Linked DNA regions of Homo sapiens: regions 1 and 3 are each linked to region 2. The links are chromatin loops, found by intact Hi-C in ENCODE. Cell type or tissue: K562. All regions are shown on one strand. Region 1 has its middle 130 kb from the start of TRMT11. Region 2 has its middle 68 kb from the start of TRMT11. Region 3 has its middle 170 kb from the start of CENPW.

Region 1 (8,000 bases), 64 kb after region 2:
TAGAAAGATCCTCTACTAGGGGTGACAGCTGTGTGCTGATTGGATGATGAGATGCCCATGATTAGTGGCTTGTACCAGTTGGCATTAGGTTTTTGCATGACCCAAGATTTTGGACTGTGAGCTCCTTGAAGGTGGGACCTGTATGTTACTCCTAGAGGCTAAAACAGTGCCTTTCCCGCAGGGGGAGTTTCCGCAGTGTACTGTGACTTTTTATATCTTTCATACTACTCAATATACCACATGTAACAAATGAGGTCTTTTCTGTCTTTCCACTGGGAATCATGTATTATTCATCTTTGCTTTTTTCTAGGGCCTACTCCAATATCTAGAGATGGCAGATATTCAGTAAGTTTATTCACTTAACAAATATTTTATTTGTTATTCAGCAAAGAAGATTTTCTCTCAGCTATATTACATCAGTTTTAGAAGGCACACAGATGAACAGGCTTGATAAAGAGCAAATCTGTGAAAAACAAACACTTGTGGACTAAATGGTATCACATTTACAGAGCTGTAAGAGAGGTATAAGTCACCCTGGGCACCGAGTTTTATGCTGTATTGATTAACTTTCCATTTCCCTTGGTTCAATTTTAGTTTCTCTCTTAGAATTATGTTTCTACCCTTTGCATTCTCACCGCCAATCATTTATTGCTGCACGTGTCTTTCCCCCTCCATATACTGTGCTCCTTAATTCACTAAGGGACTGTACTAACATAGCCTAAATACCCACCTTCCAGCCACCCTTCAGGAGGGTATTAGCTGTATTTGTGCACAGCGAGAGTGCCTTCAAGGCAGAGGGCTTCCTCCCCTATACTTCACCTCCAAATCTCTTTCCTTTCCACAAATGCTAGTGCTAGGCAGCTGTGCTCACTATTATTCGTCTTCTCTGTAGTTCTTGACTTTGCCTGTACGTTATAAACACTTGGTATTTTAATATTTCCCATGTCCAGGTTGCAGTTCAAACCAATGAAGTCAGAATCTCTGGAGGTGGGACAAAGGTATTTGTAGTTTTTAGGCTTCTCAGATGATTCCAATGTGCAGTGAAGATTGAATGCTATTGCTTAGAGGAAAATTCAGTCACCTGATATTTGAAGTTTAGGTAATTTCCTTAGCCCTCAAAATATGTTCATTTCTTTTCTAGTCCTTAGTATCCCTGCCCAAGTCTGAAAATATTTATATTGCTATTTAATCAGAAGTAAAGCAATTAAAATGTACATGTTACTCAAGAAGAAGAAACATTAGAACATTGCTCAACTTATCACCTGTGTGGTTATTAAGCTATTGTCTCTATTTCAAAAGCACCTTTCTGTATTCTACTTTGTGACTCTGGGTTTTTTTCACCATCTAGCTCTTAGGTGGCACTAGAAGAGGACCACAAGCCTGCCAGAGGGAGGAGAGTATTGCTTCTTCCTGTTCCCATTAGTGTCACCTCAGCAGTGACTTTTCACCCTGGAGTGGCAGGCAAGTTTCTAGATTATTTGAGTACTCCCCAAATCAGTCTTGCTGCACCCCCTGAGAGATACCAGCAGCAATGAAGTGTGAGTCCCAGCTCTGGGCTCCCCCCTCCAAGATTCTGGGTTTTCGTAATCCCTTGTGCTTATTAATGCTGTTACCTTAGGGTCCTTTTTTTTTTTTTTTTTAATTTTCAATGCTTGTCCAGCAAGTTTCCTATACTAAATTGCTATATGGAAACATCTATTCTTCTCTCCTTTGACTGTACCTAACTCAAAATGCCTTCTCATTTAACAACCAGTGCTCTGCAACAAGGTGAGCTTTCTAGGAAGGCAAATAACAAGAAGGCTCAGGTTGGCTTGTCTCCATTTTGGGGCAATGGGAGTGTGCTGGAAGTCTTCCAAGGAACAAGAGTGAGAAGAAGATGCTAGAATGAAGAGGTGGACAGACATAGGGGAGGAAAGCGCACTGGATACAAACTTTATTACCTTCATTATTTTGCTAGGTCTGTCTTAGCTGAGAGACTCTGAGAGTATTAATCAGAGATAAATGGGAAGTAAGTAATAGTCTATAGTAATCCATAGTGGCATTTATTAATAATACAAATCTTCTGGCCTCCATCTCTTCTTCTTCCCATAAGCCCACAGTTTGTCCACACATAAGCATATGTGGTTTTGTCCTTAATAATAGGGTAGTGCAAATAGTTAATTCACTACTCCTAGTGCCACGAGTGGCACGTTGGAGACCATCCTGTCTGTTCTTATGTAACCTGTCATAAATCCACGTGGATATGTATCTCATTAAGACAGCCATTTAGGATTTGCTTTTTCAGAATTGTCTACTTTGGTCAGTAGTATTTTAACTGTAAAATAAGGATGGTTTCACTTGGTCCAAGTGTCCCTACTGTACCTAATACATTTAACTTTACAAACAGTTTTATACAAGCAATACATTAACCAATGAGCTGTAATGAGTAGAATTTGGATGTTCATGAGGGAGATTTAAATTCACACACCATTTTCCTAGACTCCTTCACTGTCTTGACACTTTCCTATTATTAGCTCTCTTTTTGGAGATATTTTGTGTTAAAATTCCAAAAAGTTCTCAGTCACCATCTGAGAATTTTTGCGTATACAACAATGTAAAGAAAAACTAGGCCTTGCTAAGATGAAGTACCCAGGATCAACTGGTAGCCTAGGAGTTTGACTATGGTCCACGATTCAAATTGGTGGGCCAAACAATAACAAAGGTGGACTTTTGGGGGTTACTTTTGTACATTTGCTTTTTGTATCCTCGCTAAAGAGGTGAAGTAACTAGTAGCCAGTGTGTTGAGGGGAAATTCACTACTGCCTGGAGGCTCTACTGTGTATTCTACACCTCCTGGTCTCCAATGAGATCTTTATTTCTTGTTTTGAATACTTATATTAACTCCAGAAAAAATTTAGTTCTAGAATCTGGATACTGAGCAACACTGCAGCTCTCTTTCTTAGTTCAAATAGTCTCATCTGCTTTTCTTTGATGAATCTTTTTCTTTGTAGGATCTGTTTCTCTGTGGGATCAACATTTTCTCTCTGTGTGTCAGAAAGAATGTCTTTTACCGTCCTTGACAGGGAGAGTCACTTTCTGTTGCATGTGAGCAATCAGAGCAATCATCCTTCTCTCACGTTGAATGAGTAGGTCAAACAGTATTAGTAATATTGCCTAGTTTACTCTAATGTTGATTATATTAGTTTTTTTGCATTTTTTGTGATCTAGAGCTTCAGTTGAACCTTTCATTCTGACCATGATTATTTAGTAAGACCACAGATCCATCCACTAACTTAAAGGAGAATGAATGACCAACTGTAACCCCGCCATCTGATTAGGAAAACAAGGAAACAAACAAAGGCAATAAAGCCCTTCAAAAATGTTTTTAACCAGAAAACACTGAATAGTAGAAATATCACTGTAAATGGAGTCAGGCGATGTGGATTCTAGTCAAAGCTCTACCACTTATTAACTGCGTGACCATAGAATGTCGCTTAACCTCTCTGAACCTTAGTTTCCTATTCCATAATGCAAAACGTAAGTTATAATATGCGTTTTGTCCACCTTACAGACAAGGATCTTTTACAGAGGCTGGAAATTCCTCCAACTCGTCTGTTCAGGTTGACTTTCTGGAAAAGTGTTTTATTCTCAGAGGATTTGATTATTGAGTTATCTTTCTATTCTGCTGCTGTCAGTAGATTTGCCATAAATGTTTCCTGAGAGTCTCTCTCTTGAAGAGATTCAGGCCCCAGTTAAGTTCATCCCAATTAAAAATAGAACCCTGAGATGCAGCAGCTGTAGCACCTCTTAAACCTCTTCAAATAACATTGAACGATTAAGTGGCTGCTACTGTGGAGATAGTGCCCACAAAACCAGCAGCAGGCCCTCTCGGAAAATGATAACACTCTAAGTGGCTGTCAGTCCTTAGTCATTTCTAGTCATTCAGGGGATGTTGCCTTATCTTCTACAAGTTCTAAAAGTTCCTGGGAAGAGAAGAATCACATAAATTCTTTATTTAAAAAAATCCCCCTTCCCACAGCAAAATTCTCTAAAACAATACTAAACAAGCAGGCATGCGCAATTCTAATGAAGTCTATCATTTGAGTGGAAGAGAATTGCTATGGTTACCAATGTTTCTGTCTGGCAGTTTTGGGATAAAAGTCTGATGAAGTGATATTGTCTGGAAAATGAGCATTGATTCCTAGGGAGATGGAAGAATTTACTTTTTTTCTTCCTATTTCTTGAATACATGGCTAGCTTTCAAATATATGACTCAACAATTACATTCGGCTTGAATGGATTTTTTTCTGACATTGTTTCTTATTTTCTTCTGATTTATCAAGGAGAGTTTAAAAATAAACTTTCCTTATCCCATCCATAATAGAAATTTCAGCTATTAAGAACTTACCAAGTGAAAAATTATAGAAATCACTAAAGTTCAGAGGGAGATCTCTTTATTATATTTCAACAGCTATTTGCTTTGGAGACATTTCTTTTCCCCCTTTGTAAAGCTAAATTGCATATATCACTATTTATTAATAAGCAGAATGACAATTATTTAGGCTGCCAAATCTCTTTTATAAACATTTCGTTAGCTAGGTAGGATTTTTATATACTTTCCCAAAGGGCCAAGTTGACAGACATGGGCTTTCACTTTATTTCCATAGAGATCTGGATCCAAATCCCTGGGTCCAAATATATGCCATTCACTTCCCATATTTAGTCCTGTTATCTCTCTGAAGACTGGCCCAAGAGAGGCCTTTCTGATGAGACATTTAGCACAGCGATTAATCACTAGATAAACATGTGAATGGGTCCATTTGCAAAGTGAAAGCTCCCTAAACAGAGGCTTGTCCTTTACAAAAAGAGCAGGTCCAATTTTCCTTAAAAGTTCATGGTTGCCTATGTGGTGTGATTTGAGAAATCCTGAACCTTCTGTTCCCATTACTTTCCCTGTTGAGCTCTACATTTCATAGTGTATCACTCCTGTGGATGAAACCTGGCCTCTCCAGGGCAGTTTCTCTAATAAATGGCCATAGTCCTGGGAAAGGTCCTGATGCCTTAGTGTGCAGTGTGCTTGACACCATAAGATCCTTTCTTCTTTGATAAAAAAAAAAAAAAAAAAGACTAAGACAAGAAAACTGGTGGCTGTTGGGGAAAGGTGTGGAAAGAATGAAAGAAGAAAACCGATGCATGGAAAGATGGTAAAGTACCAATGGACCGGTGTGAGTCAGGTTCTGAATTTAGGAGTGAGGACTCAAATATGCCTGTTTACTGGGTTAGCTTTTGGAACGATCCTATGGAACATATATCCTATGAACATTATAGAAGTCACTAAAGCTGACTGCAAATTGAGTGTAAGTTGAGAGTATCTTTCTGGAAAAACAAATTGGAAATATTTATCAAAGGGATAAAGAACTTACATATATTTAGAACCAAAAATTTCAATTGCAGGACTCTATCCTAAGAAAAACAATTAGCAATGAACACGTTTCAACCCAAAGATGTTCACTGGGACATTATTTAAAATAGCAAAAATATTAGAACAAGTTACATGTTTATTAATAGAGAAATGAATACTATGGAAATAAATTTATGCTGTAAAAGTGACCAAATAAAGCTTGGCTCAGGGGCTCATGCCTGTAATCCCAGCACTTTGGGAGGCTGAGGTGGGCCGATCATCTGAGGTCAGGAGTTCGAAACCAGCCTGACCAACATGGTGAAATTTCATCACTACTAAAAATAAAAAAAATTAGCCAGGTGTGGTGGCGCATGCCTGTAATCCCAGCTACTCTGGTGAGTGAGGCAGGAGAATCACGTGAACCTGGGAAGAGGAGGTTGTAGTGAGCTGAGATCACGCCACTGCACTCACCCTGGGTGACAGAGCAAGATTCCATCTCAAAATATAGTATATAAAATATGCTAATAATATGATCTCAAACATATAAAATAGGTAAAAGAAAGGAATTTTAATAGTGGTTGTCCATGGATGATTGCTATTTTTATTTATTCCTTTTCATATCTTCTAAATTTTTCAGAATGGTCATTTATTACTTTTAGGTACAAAAAAGTTATTTAAAAATTCATCCAAAAGCAAATGTTTGTGTCAACGTTACAAACCTAAAATATGGATGTCCTCTAAGGAGGTTGACTTCAGCTGTATAGCTATTTCCCAGTGGATAATTAAAGACCTGTCAGACTTTCTCTCATATATGAGTCCTTTATGTTTAAGGGCTGTAATTCTATATAAAATGTCTGCATAGAATAACATTTGGCACCTGATGTTTGATTCTGGATAGTATTGTAGTTCTCTATTGCCAAATGTGAGACTAAAAAGTTAGATGGAGGTTAGCATCAAGAAATGTTTTCTAAGCTTTTCCCCTGGAACTGGACAATGGTAGAAATGTGCCAGAAGCAAAGGAAGCCTGTGGAATAAGTCTCTTTCAGCCCAAAGTTATATTAAATAGTTTCATCTATTCACTGGACATAGATTTGAGTCATCAAACTTCTTCCCTAAGTTTGGTTTGCTTCCCATGTTTCAGATATATCTGAAGAGCAGGTCTGGCCTCACTGCCTTGGTACCATTTTGGTGATCTTCCCTTCACCTGGAATGCATCTTAAACCTCTCCTATCTCAGGTTTCTTAGGCCCACGTTAGGTAATAGCTCTTTGAAACTTCTACTATTGCCCCCAATTGGTGTGATCTCCCCATCCTTTGAACTTCCATGGCACACTTATATGGTGTTTTCATATTAACTCTATTAGATTATCAATTTCTTAAGCACAAGGTCTGCTGTGCCTTACTCAACTTTGTATTCCCCATGTCTTGCCCATCTTAGCAGAACTGAATTTGTTTATTTAATGAATCAGGTACTAGTTTGGCTGGCCCAAAGTCTGACTGTCTCACTTCATGCCATTTAGATATGATGCCCATTTATTAGCTCTAAAAAATCACAAGTAAGAATAACAATGAATTTTTCAAAACTTCTTGATGAAATATCTTTCTAGAATAAACTATTAAGAAAACAAAAACATAGAGCACAGAGCTACAAACTTAAGTTACCAGGGTGCTCTACCATGGTTTATTGATCTTTAGTAGTGTGGAAGAACAACCTGTGCTTTCGTGTTAGAAAGAACTGGGTTTGAAGCTAATCTTGACAATTATTGGCAGTGAAATTTTGGGTTAATGTTCTATCTTCTTCAAGTTTAGTTTCCTTACTTTCAAAATGTGGAATTAGTTAATTAATGGCTGTCTCCTAGTGCTGTTGTGAGGGTTATATAAAATGATGTATGAAAGCACTTAGCAAAGTATCTGGCACACAGATTTAAGTCTCTATGCTCATGAGGACAGAGAATCCATCATGTCCAGGACAATTTATGTTCTCTTGGAAAGTCAGGGTTATATCCCCTAGACTTTGCAGGGTAGTTAATTTCTGGGTCTATTATTCTGAAATCACCAATCTACTCTCATAACCACCCCCCACTCCGCCACACAGACACACAAACAGCTCATCTGAAAATTTTGTAGGAATACTGATGTTGGGCTCTGATATGGTTTGGCAGTGTCCCCACCCAAATCTCATTTTGAATTGTAGCTCCCATAATTCCCATGTGTCATAGGAGGGACCTGATGGGAGATAATTGAATCATGGAGGGAGGTTTTCCCATGCTGTTCTTGTGATAGTGAATAAGTCTCATGAGATCTGATCGTTTTATAAAGGGGCGTTCCCCTGCACATGCTGTCTTGCCTGCCATGTAAGACTTTGCTCCCCATTCATCTTCTGCCATGATTGTGAGGCCTCCCTAGCCATGTGGAACTGGGAGCCCATTAAACCTCTTTCCTTTATAAATTACCCAGTCTCGGGTATGTCTTTATTAGCAGCATGAGAACAGACTAATACAGGCTCAGAAAATAATACCTCCAAATGAGAGCCTCCACAGCAGCCTTAGAAGAAAAAGTTTTTCTCTGACCTTCTCTTGCCCTCCTATCTCTCAGTCCCATTTTTCCTCAAGGCTAGGCAT
Region 2 (8,000 bases):
TTCGGGACTAGCCTGGCTAACATGATGAAACACCATCTCTACTAAAAAATACAAAAATTAGCTGGGCGTGGTGGCACACACCTGTAATCCCAGCTGCTTGGGAGGCTGAGGCAGGAGAATCGCTTGAATCTGGGAGGCAGAGGTTGCAGTGAGCCAAGATTGTGCCACTGCACTCCAGCCTGGACAACAGAGCAAGACTTCATCTCAAAAAAAAAAAAAAAAAAAATAGACAATAGAAAGTTGTCATGGGACTAAAGATTTGAGAATAGGGACTGATTTCAGAAAGGTGATTTGGGGTGTCAGTTGCAGTGGCTCACGCCTGTATTCTCAGAGCTTTGAGAGGCTGAGGCCGGAGGATCACTTGGGGCCAGGATTACGAGACCAGCGTGGGCAACATAGTGAGGCCCTGTAATTACAAAAATAAAATGGGCCAGGTGTAGTGGCACATGCCTGTAGTGCTAGCTACTCAGGAGGCTGAGGTGGGAAGATCACTTGAGCCCAGGAGTTCAAGGTTACAGGAAACTGTGATTATGCCACTGCACTCCAGTGTGGGTGACACAGTGAGATGTGGTCTCAAAAAAAAAAAAAGTGATTTTGGCAATGGAGTGTAGGATGTGTTTGAGACAGGCCAGGAGGTAAATAAACAGTCCATGTGAGAATCTGAACCAACAGTGGGAATAGACAATAGAGACAGATGGAAGACATTTTACTCATCTATTCATTCATTCAACAAATATTTTGTCCTCATTGGTATGCTAGGCACTACAGGGTCAAAGATTAGAAATGATAATCCCTACCTGGAAGAAGCTTGGAACCTTCAGTAGTTGTAGAGATAAATAATCCTAGCAAGGCATCAAGTGCAGTGAGATACAGGGGGCCCTATGGGAACATGCAGGCAAGGAATCCAGCCTGCCCTGGGGCTGGGGCGTGGGAGATGGTTCCAAGAGGAGGTGTTTCCTGAATTGCCTTTTGAAGTTTTTATATTGGGTTTAATAACTGTATTGTGAGATATATTATTTATACCAAAGAGTGCATAAAGCATAAGTACAGTTTAATGAATAATTACACAGGGACATCCCTACAGCACCATCCCTGAAGTGAGTTTGGAAGGGTAGGTAGTAGTTAGCCAGGTTAAGCTGGGGAAAGATCCGGGAGGAGGTAATGATGTGTGAGGCAGAGGACATAGCAAAGGAATAGAGAGCATGGTATGTAGGGAAACTGCATGCAGTTCATGGTCACTGAAGTGTGAACTGGGGATCAACAATATAAAGTCAGAGAGTAAGGCAGGAAGGGGTTTGCATTTCTGCTTGATTACCTTGGGCATACTAACCCACTCCCCCTACCCTGGATTTTCACTAGGGAAGCCATATTATCAGACTTGGTCAGGCCATCACTCTGATGATAGTGGTTTGTCATGGAGGTAGATATGAATAGAAGCTGGAATGCTGATCAGAAGATTGATGCAGTCATCCAGGTTAGAGAACAGTGGTAGTAGGGATTCAATGGAGAAATATTTAGAAGGTGAGTGAGCAGGCAGGTCCTGGTAGTTGGGAACCAGATGAGGAGTCAGGGATGATATCTGAGATTCCAGCTAGGGCACTGAGTGGGTACAAACTGGAATAGATGATAATGGGAAAAGGATGAGTTTAGGTTTGGACATCCTGAACAAGAGGAGCCTATGGTACAAGCATGAAGAACTGCATAGCAGGCTTTTGAGTATCCAAGAGCAAAGCCAGGCAATGATTACTTATGCAAGAAGCAGAAGATCCCTGTATGGGACAAAAAACAAAACAAAACAAACAGAAAACCACTGAGTCAAGACACATTGTACAGCTCCAAGATTCCTTCTGTGCCGTTTTCCCCCAGCATGATATATATATTTGGCAAAGAGAATTGACATGACCCAATACTCTTGAGACTGGATCAGGCCATTCCAAGTTTATTACAAGAAATTTATACTAGAATTACTTAATGAGATAAAATTTCTCCACTGTGCCACTTGAAGCTGCGAGAATAACACTGGCTTTGGGTGATGTGCTTCTGCCCAAACTGGATGGGTGGACGTGCTCTATTTGCCGTATAAGTTAGTGAGCTACATTGTAGAGTTAGGATGTAAAGAAATTGATAAGCTGTTGTTAGTTGTCTCTAAGAAAAACCTGCTAAAGAAATACGCAGGCTGCCGCTGTTTGGGCTCCAGACGCAGAAAAAGAAAAACCCAAAGGGTTTTCCTTTCCTCTCATCCTTTAAAATTAAAAATACTTCCCCTTCCTCTCTCTTATTAAGTAACTACATAATACCTTTCAGGCAGCAACATAAAAATTACAGAGTAGGCCAGAATATGGGGAAATTTTTAATTAAATCTGGGGTTTCATTTGTTTTTTAATTTATTAAAAAATGCTTGGCCAAAAAAAAATCCCAATTTCCCTCTGCCCCCCTTTTTATATATCCTTATGCATTTGGCAGAGCTCATGACAATGTCTTTCCACCTGTGGACCGGCCAAAAGCCTTTTCTGAAGCTCCTACTAATTTGGATTAAACTGACTGGTTAAAAGCTTCACACAGAAATGCTGCCAGGAAAGTCATGAGGTCTGATGACATTTAAGTCTACAGTCTTATCTTTTGGACCAAAATAAATGAACAAAGATCTAGTTTTTGATCTTGCATTTGTTAGCTTGTTTTCTCTCTTAGTTTTGGAGAAACAGATCAAGAACCTGAAAACAGGAGAACCATGTTTTTGCCTCCAGTCTGTCTTTCTGAACCCAAAGAGAAGCTCTTTCATGATCCTAAGTGGGTTCCTAAGGAAACAAGAAGGGCAGGACTGGTGCTGTGTGATGAATCAGCTTTCTGGGGAAGACCTGACCCATTTCTGCTAGGGGTAAATGGCCCAGAAGACTTGCTCCTATGGCGGGGGATGTCACCTGATGCATTGGAACCTAAGGCTAGACCTTGAAGTGTACCAAGTTCATCTCTGTGTCCTTTTTTTTTTGCCTCTCAACAAGGAATTAGACATAGTCCTATCCTCAATGAGCTCATGGTCTGGAGGATGGCGGTGGTATGAAACAAAGAGGTAAGTAGTCAGTTAAAATAGTGTGATCCGTCTTTCCACAGGGCAAGCCCAGTGTGAGTCTAAGAGGAGCACCTAGCCACTTCTAACAGTGGTAGTGTATTAACCATGTGTTTCTGATGTTTTGACATCTGGGGCTTTGCTGACCCTGGAGAGACCAGAACCAGCCAATTCCTAGAGATAAAGGTTTCACCTTCCTTCAAGTGTGTCTTTTATAGAAACTAAACAGTCCAGAGTCCACTCACTCTATTTCCTCTTTTATACAGCTTTTATGCTTTGGGTCACTATTTCTCAGACCTAATCACTTTTGGGCCAGGTACCAGGTAACTTAGGGACAACCCCTATACCCCAGAGCCTGCTGAGATTATTCAAACTAGCTAATCCTATGCCTGCTTATCCTGCCTTACCTGTTCCTTCCTCTGGAAACCACAATAAAGGCTCTTGTCCACATTTTCCCCTCCCCTCTGCCTCCTGAACGACCCTGGTCCTTCCCCACATGGCCCTGCATGGCGTGGTGTGTCCTCTCGAGAGCTTCGAGGAACAAACTGTCTTTTCAATTAAAATTGTCTTGTGATCTGTTGGTCTCACCATACCTGAATAATAATAAAACCTACATTTAAAAACACGTGAGAGAGGACTGGATCAAGGAAGAAGCCTGAGAGATGACATCTAAGTTAACCCCTAAAGAAGTGGAAGTTGCGTGATCATGTCAGGGGGTGAGGGCGGGAAGGGGGATTCCAGGCAGAGAGAATAGCACTGGAAAAGCATATTTGGGTAACAGTTCAACTAGTTGGTGTGCCAGGAGCTAAATGCATTAGCCAAAGAGGAGAAATGAAGCTGGACAGGTCATGAGAGCCAGATCCTAAAGGACTCATACGCCCTGCTGCAGAATCTGCACTTAATTCTGGGAGAAGCCCACTCCCTGTGACCTCCTCTCCCCTTTGGTAATGCCAAGGCTCTTTGGGAAGTTTTAATTTCTTTCAAAATGGTGTCCTTGGCTGAAGTGCTTGAGTTCCTTGACAAAGGGTGCCTGTAAAGAGGGAGTCTGTGGCTTTGCCTTTGCTCCAGGGTCTGTTTCTGCCTTGGTTCTAGGTCTCAGTTAATGCTGTCTTCTAAGTTGGGTGAATTGCATAGCTGAGGCTGCTTGAATTAAGGCATTGACACCACAAAGCTTCCATTTCCCCATCTATAGAGCCCCCCTAGGTGCCCAGTTACACTGTGGTAAGAGATTGCCCAGATAAGTACAGTAGAAACCTTCCTGACCCTGACTGACAGATACTTGCTCCAGAGCCAAGAAACAGTCACATGTTGGCCTCCTGCACCGAGGGAGATGATTTTTATTGATTTCGCTCTTCACACAGTGCTGACGGTGTAGGCCTGCTGAAGAGCAAGCTGATGAAAATAAAGATTGTGGGTTGCCAGCTCATGTTTGTCCTTATCTCCAAGGCAAAATACAAACACTGTTTCAGGGAGCTGCTTCTCCGCTCCAAGACAAATGAGCTGTTGAAGTGTCATGATTTTAAAATCTGGTGATATACATAAAGGATATTTTACTGATCAACCTCAAGGAATCTGTCATAAATAAAAAATAGTTTGTGATTCAAGCACTGTTGCCTATTTCAGAACTTCACCTTGGAGCCCACTCTGCTGTCTTCTGAGACACAGGGTGCTCCCTGAAAGAAAACAGCTCAGAACTCCCAACACGTCTCTTTCGCATCTTTCCTTGAAGATTCTTACCAAGAGCAACCAGGCTTTTTGAGTCACCATATGCTGACGAACATTTTTGTTGTTTTTTGAGACAGGGTCTGGCTCTATAGCCCAGGTTGTAGTGTAGTGGTGCAGTCTTAGCTCACTGCAGCCACAACTTCCTGGGTTTAAGCAATCCTCCCGCCTCAACCTCCTGAGAAGCTGGGACTACAGGCACATGGCACTTCACTCATCTAAGTTTTATATGTTTTGTAGAGACAGGGTTTCTCCATGTTGTCCAGGCTGGTCTTGAACTCTTGGGCTGAACTGATCCCCTTGCCTCGGCCTCCCAAAGTGCTATGATTACAGGCATGAGCCACTGTGCCTGGCCTTTACGACCTTTTAAAAACCCATTACTAATGAGGATGAGAGGAAGGACAGCATGGAATCCTCTAGCCCTTGCTTGTGGCCCGCCTGGTTTTCTCTAACACTCCCTGCCTGCTTCTCCTTCACTATTTACTGCATGCCTGGCATATGCCAGCCAGCAACCACTATGAACATCAGATGAATAAAAGATACATGTCTTATGTTGAACAGTTGTACACAGTTCTTGGTTAAACTCATTTTTGTTAAATTGTTAAGAACTCATTTATTCTGAGTCCCAAACTCTGGCACTTAAAAATAAAAAATAAAAAACAAGACTATACCACTTTCAATACACTGTTCTCTGGATGACGTACTGGGTGAGATTGGGAAGGGCAGAGAGGTTTTATGGGGTGCAACATCTGATCATAAAGGAATTGACGTTTTTTCCCTTTAGTATATACGATTTCTTTGTATGACTAAACCCGTTTCTTTGTTTATGTTTCCTCCCATAAAGTTCTACAGCCATCTTTTTCATGCTTCCTCAGTGTTCTATAAAGTTCTATAGTCCATTTTTAAAGCTTTTTATTTAAATTTTTTGAATAAGCAATAAATTTACATGGTTTGAAATTCAAAACAGTTCAAAAGCGTATACCCAATGAAAAGTTTCCCTCTTTCTTCTTCTCCTTCTCGTGGGTCTCTGAGACACCCAGCTCCCTGCCTTGAGACAACCACTGTCACAGATGGCTTAGCTCAATGTCAAACAATACAAGAGAGTCCCAATGTGAAGCCATCATTGAAGCACCCATGTGAAACAATGGCAAAAGCAAAGAACCAGGAGTAAGATGTCCCTTCCCAGTCCTCCCAGGACAGCTCTGAATTCATCTTTGTCTTATTTCGCACTGTTAACATAAGATAATAACCTTTCCTTAGCTATCTCTCTTGGAATGAGAACTATTGGGATGATTTGTATGAATGCATTTGGAAAAGTTTATAAGGGTTATAAAGACTAAGGAAGAGAAAACACAGAGCCTAAAACTAAATCCATTAGGCGAGGAGTTGAATCATGGTAAGGAGTCAAATTGTTCAAGATGTTGCCCAAGAAGTCCTTTTATTTGATTTCAAAGCTTCCACTGCTGAGATGTGGGGAGGTTATTGGGCCAATAGGGAAGGATAAAAGGTAGATTTATTTTCTGCCAGTTTTCAGATCCTCTCTTGAATTCTGCCATCACCTAGCCAGAAGCGGTAGCCTCTCTTAGGTGCATACCTAAGCAAAGAATGTGACCTCCTTTGCAGCCTCCTGATTGGCCACCTTTGGGGTCAGCTGAAGCTTATTTCCTGGGCTACTCAACTCCTTTCTTGTTTGTAGAGTGGTTTCCCATCAAGTAAAGACTTAGGCCAGGCGTGAAAGTTGGGAGAAAATACAGACTGCTGTAAGGCTATTACTTCAGGACTGATGTCACCATCCTCCTTGAGGCAGAGCTTGCCATTTACTTCAGAGGAAGTTTTGCTTGGGAAGGAATGCAGACTCTGATGTGCGGTTAAATGTGCATGTGTGAAGGGGAACTGGCCTGATAGCTGGGGGCTGGAGCCCTTCTTTATCCACAGAAGATAGGAAGCAAAGAACGGTGATAACGTGGCTTTCACTTCTGTGTGCCTCCACCTGGCCCCAAAGCTGTGTCTATTGAGATAGGAGCTCTGGGTTGGGCCCACTGAGGCTTTCTTGGTGCAGTAATTATGGAAGGGATCAATGTCCTTCTGTTCAGTGAACTCTGGTGCAATTTTATCAAAGGAACCCTAAGCCTATGCCTTTTGTATGTTTCTTCCTTTTTTAAGTGACAATTATTTATTTGCAGAGGCCCAGTAAATAATAAACTTGTCTTGAGCATTATCTTTCTTTTGCAAAGCAGCCTGAGCAAAGCTGCAGGATTTCTGGGAGAGAGTTCAAGGTTGACAAGCCTTTGCGGCTCTCCTCTCTTCCTCTTTCCTCTCACCTAGTCCTCCATGGCAAGAAGTAATCTGATGGTGTCTATGGTTGTCTTGATTTTCTGATGCCAGGAATTGAATTGAATTCTTATGTCTTAGGTTATCTTTGAAGCTACTTATCTCTGTATTAGGGAAAAGTCAGTACTTTTTGAAAAATCAATGTCGATGAATTATGGTGGGATATTTGGCTGGAGGCACTGATTGTATTAGCTGCCCTATTAGGGGATGTCTAGAGAAACTTCAAGTACCCTATTGATTGGAATGGATTAGTGGCTTTATGGTCAGTGTTGAATGTAAATCAGAGCTCTGAACACTATAATTCTGTAATTTGAGGAGAAATCATTCTGTCCAATGAACCAAACAGGCTTGGTTAAATAAGTTGCTTGAAATTCACTGAGACCAGAAGCTTTGTAATATGTTTGGCAACCATTAAAATAGTTAAAATGCTTCTGCCTAGGCGGTAATTAGTCTTCAGGAAAACACAGAAAATGTGTCATCTACACCACTGCCTTCAGTCCGTCAAACACGGCGTCTGCGTGTGAGTTGGTTTTAGCATTTTGACAGCACTGGGGCTCAAGGAACCTAGGTCAAGACCTAATGGCCTAAGAGATTACCTCTTCATTGCCTTTGTCTTCAGAGTCTTTCTATTAGAGCAGCTTTGCTAAAGGGCTGGCAAGGATTGGAAGGCTTAGCTAGACAGCTCCATCTCCCCAGTGGTATTTCTTTTTTTCTTTTTCTTTTTTTTTTTCAATTATATAAGTTCTGGGATACATGTGCAGAATGTGCAGCATTGTTACATAGGTATACACATGCCATGGTGGTTTGCTGCACCCATCAGCCCGACACTACATTAGGTATTTCTCCTAATGCTATCCCACTCCTAGCCCCCCACCTCCCGACA
Region 3 (8,000 bases), 120 kb after region 2:
AAACTGCCTACTCAAGCCTCAATAATGACCAGTGTCCCACCCCCCACCAAGCTCAAGTGTCCCAGGTTGACTTCAGAGTGCTGTGCTGGCAGCAAGAATTTCAAGCCAGTGCATCTTAGCCTGTCAGGCTTCATTGGGGGTGGGATCCACTGAGCAAGACCTCTTGGCTCCCTGACTTCAGCCCCCTTTCCAGGGGAGTGAATGGTTCTGTCTCGCTGGCATTCCATACACCACTGGGGTATGAAAAAAACTCCTGCAGCTAGCTCGGTGTCTGCCCAAATGGCTGCCCAGTTTTGTGCTTGAAACCCAGGGCCCTGGTGGTGTAGGCACCCGAGGGAATCTCCTGGTCTGTGGGTTGCGAAAACCATGGGAAAAGCATAGTGTCTGGGCCAGATAGCACTGTTCCTCATGGCACAGTCCCTAACAGCTTCCCTTGGCTAGGGGAGGAAGTTCTCTGACCCCTTGCACTTCCCAGGTGAGGTGATGCCTCACCCTGCTTCTGCTCACCCTCCATGGGCTGCACCCACTGTCTAACCAGTCCCAATGAGACGAAGTGGGTACCTCAATTGGAAATGCAGAAATCACCTGCCTTCTTCTTTGATCTCACTGGGAGCTGCAGACCAGAGCTCTTCCTAGCCATCTTGCCAGCCATCTGTTATGGTTCTTAAAACATTAATTTGCTATTGTGTGTTCAGCTTATCTAAAAAATAAAGTATGGGAATCAGTGAATTTTGAGGAGAAGGCAATGCTCTTATGTGTGTGTATATGGTGTGTGTCTGTATTTGTGCCTATGGATAATCATTAGTTTCTCAAATGTATGCAAGTGATACAGCACATATGTGTATTTCCCAGTCTTCATACGCTCAACAGACCAGCCTTCTTTTTCCACCTCGGACATATGTTTCTGGGTAGGTTTCCTGATTTGTAATCAGTCAGCCTCTGATATTCACTGTGACTTTGGTTTCCAGCCCTGTCTGGAAGAACTCCAGCCTGGGAGAATGTAAACATTTTATTCAGAAGCCTGTGATGTTGGAAAGAGGAGGTTTTGGATGATTTTTGTTTTTGTTTGGACTTGGGTCAGTGTCTCCCATTTATAGCTGGAATGTGAACTGCATGGCTTCAGATGTGTTTTGGAAGATTGATGTGGGCCTCATGAAACTCAGCTACAGTGGAGCCTCAGGAGACTAGGAGCTGGTTATCATATTAAGAAACACATTTCTTTTTATCAGTGAATATTAATGCTGAACAGTGAAGCTGTGGAACTCCTTCTCTTACACCGGCAACCTCAGCCCTCCTAGAAAAGCTGTGTAGTCAGAACCAGTGTTAGGGGGAGTTCTTTATGGTTTCTCCAACAGTCGTTGATACTGAGTAAAAAGGGACTACCCAGGGGATTTCAAGTCAAAATCTAAGAACTAAACTTATTTCTGTTAATGATATGAATGACATGTCATTGGTGAATGGAAAGAAAATGCTCTCAATATATGGAGCTATAGGAATAAATGCTAGAAGTGAGGCTAAGTTTTTGCCAGCTGTATCCTACTGATCATATTGGCCATTATGTTAGAATTGCCACTTTCCCTCTCCTTGGATGAAAAGAGGTCTTATTTTATTTTTCCAAGAAGGAGTCTTGCTCTGTCACCCAGGCTGGAGTGCAGTGGCGCGATCTTGGCTCACCGCAACCTCTGCCTCCTGGGTTCAAGCGATTCTCCTGCCTCAGCCTCCCAAGTAGCTGGGATTACAGGAGTGTGCCACCTCGCCCAGCTAATTTTTATATTTTTAGTAGAGAAGGAGTTTCACCCTGTTGGCCAGGCTGGTCTCAAATTCCTGACCTTGTGATCTGCCAGCCTCGGCCTCCCAAAGTGCTGGGATTACAGGTGCGAGCCACCATGCCCTGCCATGAAAAGAAATGTTATAAAAGTACAAACCACTTGTGCTTTATTTTATGGGTGAGTCTACTTGTGGTGGATCCACTTGTCTCATACCATTATGTCTACTTCTTTCCTTTTTGATTGCTAAGAAAATTTTCCATCTTTTCCAACGAAAATGCAGGATCTAAAACAGAATTGCAAAGTTATTCCAAAATCAAACCAAACAAACGAACAAACTAATCATTAACATTTAAAAATCAGGAGATCGCACCTAAGAATCTGCATTTCTTCAGTCTCCTGGAATGCAGGTGCATGTGGTAGCACTGAGTCTGCATTTCTGCATACTGGAACTGGGTAGATGGAGCTACCTTTTAATGTGACACGTGCTCCCAGTCTTATTAAGGCAGGCCAGCTTTACCCATTTGTGTGAGCTGCCCTGTCCTTGTAGGCATTTGAATTTTTAACGTTTGGTCTATAGGAAAGAAAACTTCTGCAATATTTTTTTTTCTTCCTTGAGACTCTAAGTGATGTTTTGGAATTGGAAATGAGCTATGGTTAGTGAATGGAAATGGTCAGTGGAAATATGTAATTAAAGGGACTTCCCTAGAGCCACGATCTAAATGTATTTGGGCAACAATGGTGCTTAGTGTTACCCATGTCGAAAAGACTCATCAGTCTGAACTTAGTTTTCACAGATACATGCTCAGGGGAAACGTTTCCTCCTGAAGATGATTCCTCTTGGTTTTGACTGCCTGGATCAGTTCATAAAGCTGGAGTTATGGCTTCTTCAAAAAAGCCTGTCTCTCATGCTGTGGTAAAATATGTGGTCACCTGGCTGGTGAAGAGTTTCTGGGTCCCATAATATTTTACATAGGACACAAAAAATGGAATGCTTTTGGACTTAAACCTGTTTTCTTTTCAACTCCTTCTGCCTAGAGGAGATGGTAGCCTCAGAAGAGTTCTTACTTCCCCTTCCTAGAACTGTGCAAATCTTTCAGGTCCCAGCTGGTAATGGAGAAATTACTTTTTGTTATTTAAAAAATATAAACAGGAAAAATAAAAACCATGATATTTCATGAAATACAACTTCTTTTCTGTTTTCTACTAAATAAGACAAATTTTTTTTTATATGTGTTCAGGTTCCTGACTGTCTTTAGTACTTTACCTTCTCATGGTCTCTACTCTCTTGCAATTTATTTTATATAGTCTTTTTCCAGGAATCCTCCCGTCTCATTAGATTTTTCTTTTTGTTCCTTTCCATGCTGCTGTATTTTCCTTTTATTTTAGAACCTGTGTCTAATTTTCCAGCTCTCTACTTTTATTCTTATTTTCCTTTTGTCAGCCTGGTGTCTTTTATTTTCTATTGTTTCATTTTTTCCCTCTCTGTGCCCTTTTTCATGTGCTATTATACAGGGTTTGCTTATTTTTCACTTCTGTTCAGTTTGTTTTATTCTCTTACCATGCATTCATACCTCCTGCTTCAAAACCAAAAAACCCGAAACTGATTCTTACTTTTTTAATTGTAACCCTCTCCCTAGTTTATTTACACTAACTTTACACTATGAGTTTTTTATACTTGAAATTGCCAAAATTTCCTTATCACTTAGTTTTCTCCCAGTTTCCCATAGAAAATTCAGTGGATGTTCTTTCCATATGTCAGCTGCTGTGGTAACCCAAGACAGAGGTCATTATGTTCAGTTCTGATCACATTTTGTTCTTTCGCTGGCTGTATTACCTGAAGGAAGCCACAGTCTCTGTCTGGGTCTCATTTTTTTTTATCTAGTAAAGTTAACAGGGAGAACAAGGTGTGGTTCTCAGATGAGGCACACCTGTGAGCTCGCCAGAACTGTGCTACCTCAGGTCTCACTCCACACTTCCTGACGTGGTATCTGCATTTTTACAAGATCTCCCGCTGATCTGTGCCCTCATGGAAGTTTGAGAAGCACAATCTCGATGCTCTTTGGGGGTTTTTCCAGGTTTAACTTTGCTGAAAATAAGGGAAAACCTATTTTACTAAGTGAAAATAAGTGAAATATTTTAATAAGTGAAAATAAGGGAAAAACATAAAGTGAAAACTGCTTTGGTTACAAGGCACAGTAGAATAACCTGGGAAGCATCAATAAAATGTCAATGCCTTAGAGGTCCCTCCTCAGGGCAGCTGATTCAGAAACTCTGGGGATGGTATTTTTTACTGTACCAGGTGATTTTAATGAGCAGGTTGATCCCCACTTAAATATGCTATTTAACTTTGACCTCCTTTACTGATGCCCTCAGTGCTGCCCTCTTTTGGTTGTGAGGTAAGTAATTACTATGGAAAGAGGAACTTCGAAGTATTTGGTTTCATCTACTTAAACCCACCAGAATTTATTCTGGGGAGGCCATAACTGGGGAGATAGATAACTATCGAAGGAGGCTATATGTATTTTTATAGCGTTATGAAAGCAAAAGCAGGATTCGCTTACTTTTTTTTTTTTCTCAAGACTGATTAAGGCTTTTGCTGGCAATGGGAGTGTTTGTGGTAACAGAAGGAAGTAACCCTGGCAAGTGATAGATAGACATTGTATCCTAAGAGTCTTGGGGGTGGTGGGTGCCGGGGATATGTCAGTGGGATGGTTTTATTTCATCAGAACTTGGTGCTGGTGTTGACTGGATACTCACAATTAGCCACATGCTATGATTGGGTTACTGAACATTAGGTTCTAATTTATTTTTAATTATTTCAGGTTGTTGAACTGTAGCTGATTTAAGAAAACTTGAAACCAAGATTTTTTTTTTTAACTGCTCTTATAGTATTCTTAGTGTGAGAACTGGGGAGGGAATAGTCATAAAACAATTTGTCACAAGAGTGGAGGGTGTGACAATACTATTAGGTGGTGATACTTTAATGTTGTAGTTTTAAAATCGGATCTTGAGAAACTGTGTCTTTAAAGATTTTTTCTTTTTTTAAGAGAGAGAGTTTCGCTCTTGTCGCCCAGGCTGGAGTGCAATGGTGTGATCTCGGCTCACTGCAACTTCTGCCTCCCGGCTTCAAACGATTCTCCTGCCTCAGCCTCCCGAGTACCTAGGATTACGGGCAGCCTGCTACCATGCCCAGCTAATTTTTGTATTTTTAGTAGAGAAAGGTTTCATCATATTGGCTAGGCTGGTCTCAAACTCCTGATCTCAGGTGATCCACCCGCCTCAGCCTCCCAAACGGCTGGGATTACAGGCAAGAGCCACCACACCTGGCCTTTAAAGGGCTTTTTAAAAAAAGGTTAAATGTTTTTCACCAGTGCTCAATGAGAAACACAAACATGATTACATTGTTTGGAGTGGCTGAATTACTTGATCAAAATTTAAAAAAAAAGGTATTTTCCCTAAGTGGTTTTTGCTTAGTACAGCACCTTTTTTTCCCCTCAGTTTTCATGTCCTGAATTATTTCTGCATCATTAAGTTTAGCTGAGGAGCCAAAATTCTGTCATTGTGGGGGGATTGCTGAGGTGTCACATCGACAAAGGGAGGTACTTAGAATAAGATGTCATTTTGGTCTGTTCTTGAGTGTTACTCCAAGAAGTTATGTGAGCAGAGAAACACTAATCCTGTGGGCCATCTGTCTTTCCCATCATGTGGCAGAACCCCCATGCAGAATCTCTAGTCAAGGTTGGACCATGGCTGCATTTCATTACATCTGAAAAGAGTCCCCGGTAGTTATGTGATTTTTACCTCACAGATTGCTCAGAATCACATAAAGCCTCAACAAATATTTCCTCACAGATTTATTCTAGCCCTGGTCAAAAGTGTGAAGTAGGACATTTTCTTCAAGTGTATTTTTTTTTCTGTCTTATTGAAACACTTTCAATACTGTTAGCGTGACTTTGTGTCCCATCCGTCCAATATTTGCTGTACTCACAGCTGTTACCTCTGCAGGAAATCTTTGCAAACTAGAGTCTTCATTCTTTCATGGTTCTAGGCAGTAAGCTTAGAAGGGACAGTGGAGCTGTAACACTCACTGTTTCATAAGTTTTTAAACTTATGCTGTAAAAGTCTCTGATACATGCAAGATCAGAGAAAATGTAGAACAAAGGAGGCATATAGATGAGGTGAGGATACTGGGAAGATAATAAATTTGCACAGAAGGGAAGGGAGTTTATAAAATGTGGGAAGAGTCAGGAAAGGCTGGCAGGAGGTGAACCGGGGTGTAAGAAGGATGTGTACAATATGTAGGTAGAGAAGATATGTCATGAGGCCTCGCAATGCCCTCATTACCATTATGGTTAGGTAGTTGCCAACACATGTTTTCGGAGCACCTACTGTGTGCCAAACATTATTCTGGTGCTCAGGGTATGGCAGTAAATGAGCCTAGCAGAATTTCTGTCTTCAAGGAGCTAACATTCTATTCTAGTAAAAAAGTTCTCTTGCCCTTGCTAAGTTTGAAATGCCTGTTTATGGCAAAGGAGTAGAAATGGTAGATGCTTTATATAAAAATATATGATTTGTCTTGGCAAAGCATCCTTGAGGAGAGATTAGTACAGTGCAAAAAAGTATTGAGTAACATTCTCCCCGTTTCCACCTTTCTGTCAGGTCATAGATATAAATTACAATTCTGGCCCTCATTCACCCTCACATAGCTTTCTGGCATCCTTTCCCATTCTCTGAACATGAGAGGAATGAGAAGGTTATTTGGAAGGTCGCTGATCTTAGGAGTTGTCCTGCTACAGTTACCGGAGAATCTTGAATTTCATCTGAAAAGACTGCAAGGCAGTCGGGGCAAGCATGCTATGAGAAGTCAACTGGTAAGCAGACCCCAGAGATGAGAAGCATATGGGAAGCCAACCCCATGATTTGCTTCCTTAAAAAGTATGGGCTGTGGATGGATTTTAAATCCTACTCTAAATACAAGACTGGTGTTAGCGGTTGTTTGCAGGAAAACCAAAGGAACTTAGCATCCTTCAGTGTGTTACAGAGACTGTGTGGCCTCAAGCAGTGAAGTGAAGAATTCTTTTTGTCTTTTTCCTCATATGCCCAACCTGGAAACCAGCAGAATTTTTGATGGTGCATCTGGTTCCTGGTGTGCTGCAGAAGTGATTAGTGTGTCATGTCACTGTGGCCTCTTTCTCTGCCCCAGGAGAATGTCTGGGGAACAGAAGAGCAGAGTCCTGCCTGGGATCATGTGGGTGGGGGAGCTATTCCTTCTCAACAGATAGTGTGAGAAGCACTGATCCAAGGTCCTGGCTGCTCAAAGTGTGTTCCTAGGAGCTTGCTGGACATGCAGAATCTCAAGTTCCATCCCAGAACCTGATGTTTTTATTTGGAGCACTGGCCTTGGCAACACATGTTCCTTCCTCACCTTTCTGCAGCCTCTCACTCCCCACTGTCGCCCACTCCTCATAGGCTATCCTCAGGAATGGCATTGGTGGAGTGTTGGTGAAGGTGTAGCTGCAAGCATTCTGATCTTTATTTTACAAACTCTAAACCCAGAAGACTCCAAACCCAGAAAAGTCTAAGTCACAGAAAGCAAAGGAACAGTCTTATTTCAGACACATCTACAGTCTTTGCTGGTTAAATGTCAGGAAGCCCACAAAAAGCTGCCAGACATTTCAGGGTATGAATTTCGTATCTGTACTTCTTGACATCTGCTGGGCTACCATGCCCTTCAATTTACCAAAATATGGAAATTTCCTTATGGCATTCTACCCAAATAATGAGGAAAATGTTGATGCTTCTCTCAGCCTCAGGACCTTAAAGCCACACTGTTCCTAACCACGCTTGCCTATATGGCACTTAGCACTTTACACAAAAAACAAACAGAGGTGTTTATTCCCTGGCAGTTAATATAAATGCTTTCTGTTTTGTAAAATAGGAACAGTATTTGATTCCATTATCACAGATCTCTTGTGGACAAGTCAAAATTCTTCAATTAAGGTTATATCTAGTTAAAGGAATTTTTCTCTTTGGTCTACATCCCCACCCTGAATGTCCTTGCCTGTTAGTTCCTTGCAGGTGAAAGGTAAAAAACCTTTGCAACTTCATGCTATAATTGTGCCTTTGAATTTTCAGAGGAAAAGACAGTGAGAGAGCAAGAGCAGATTGAGAAGCAGAAGAGTGAGTCGCAAAAAGAGAAAATGACAGAAATGGAGCACCCTGGTGAGTCCC

Evidence for each region. Peaks named below come from ENCODE experiments on the same cell type or tissue, not always from the same donor. Only the 100,000 strongest peaks of a DNase experiment are listed, where the experiment ranks them.
Region 1: it touches region 2 in a loop (3-fold over the local background); 2 of 110 quality-filtered maps call a loop at or near these places.
Region 3: it touches region 2 in a loop (2.9-fold over the local background); 2 of 110 quality-filtered maps call a loop at or near these places.

What each region holds. Positions count from the first base shown.
Region 1 is chr6:126,114,395-126,122,394 of GRCh38, forward strand. It overlaps a transcript of TRMT11 not described here. Among named protein-coding and RNA genes, the nearest start is that of TRMT11, 130 kb to the left of the region's middle. In K562, a CTCF peak has its summit at 3,833; a DNase peak (open chromatin) is centred at 3,857.
Region 2 is chr6:126,050,124-126,058,123 of GRCh38, forward strand. It overlaps a transcript of TRMT11 not described here. Among named protein-coding and RNA genes, the nearest start is that of TRMT11, 68 kb to the left of the region's middle. In K562, no CTCF peak of the experiment used is centred here; DNase peaks (open chromatin) are centred at 4,428, 6,438 and 6,728.
Region 3 is chr6:126,166,921-126,174,920 of GRCh38, forward strand. It overlaps a transcript of TRMT11 not described here. Among named protein-coding and RNA genes, the nearest start is that of CENPW, 170 kb to the right of the region's middle. In K562, a CTCF peak has its summit at 4,154 (motif pointing left); a DNase peak (open chromatin) is centred at 4,161.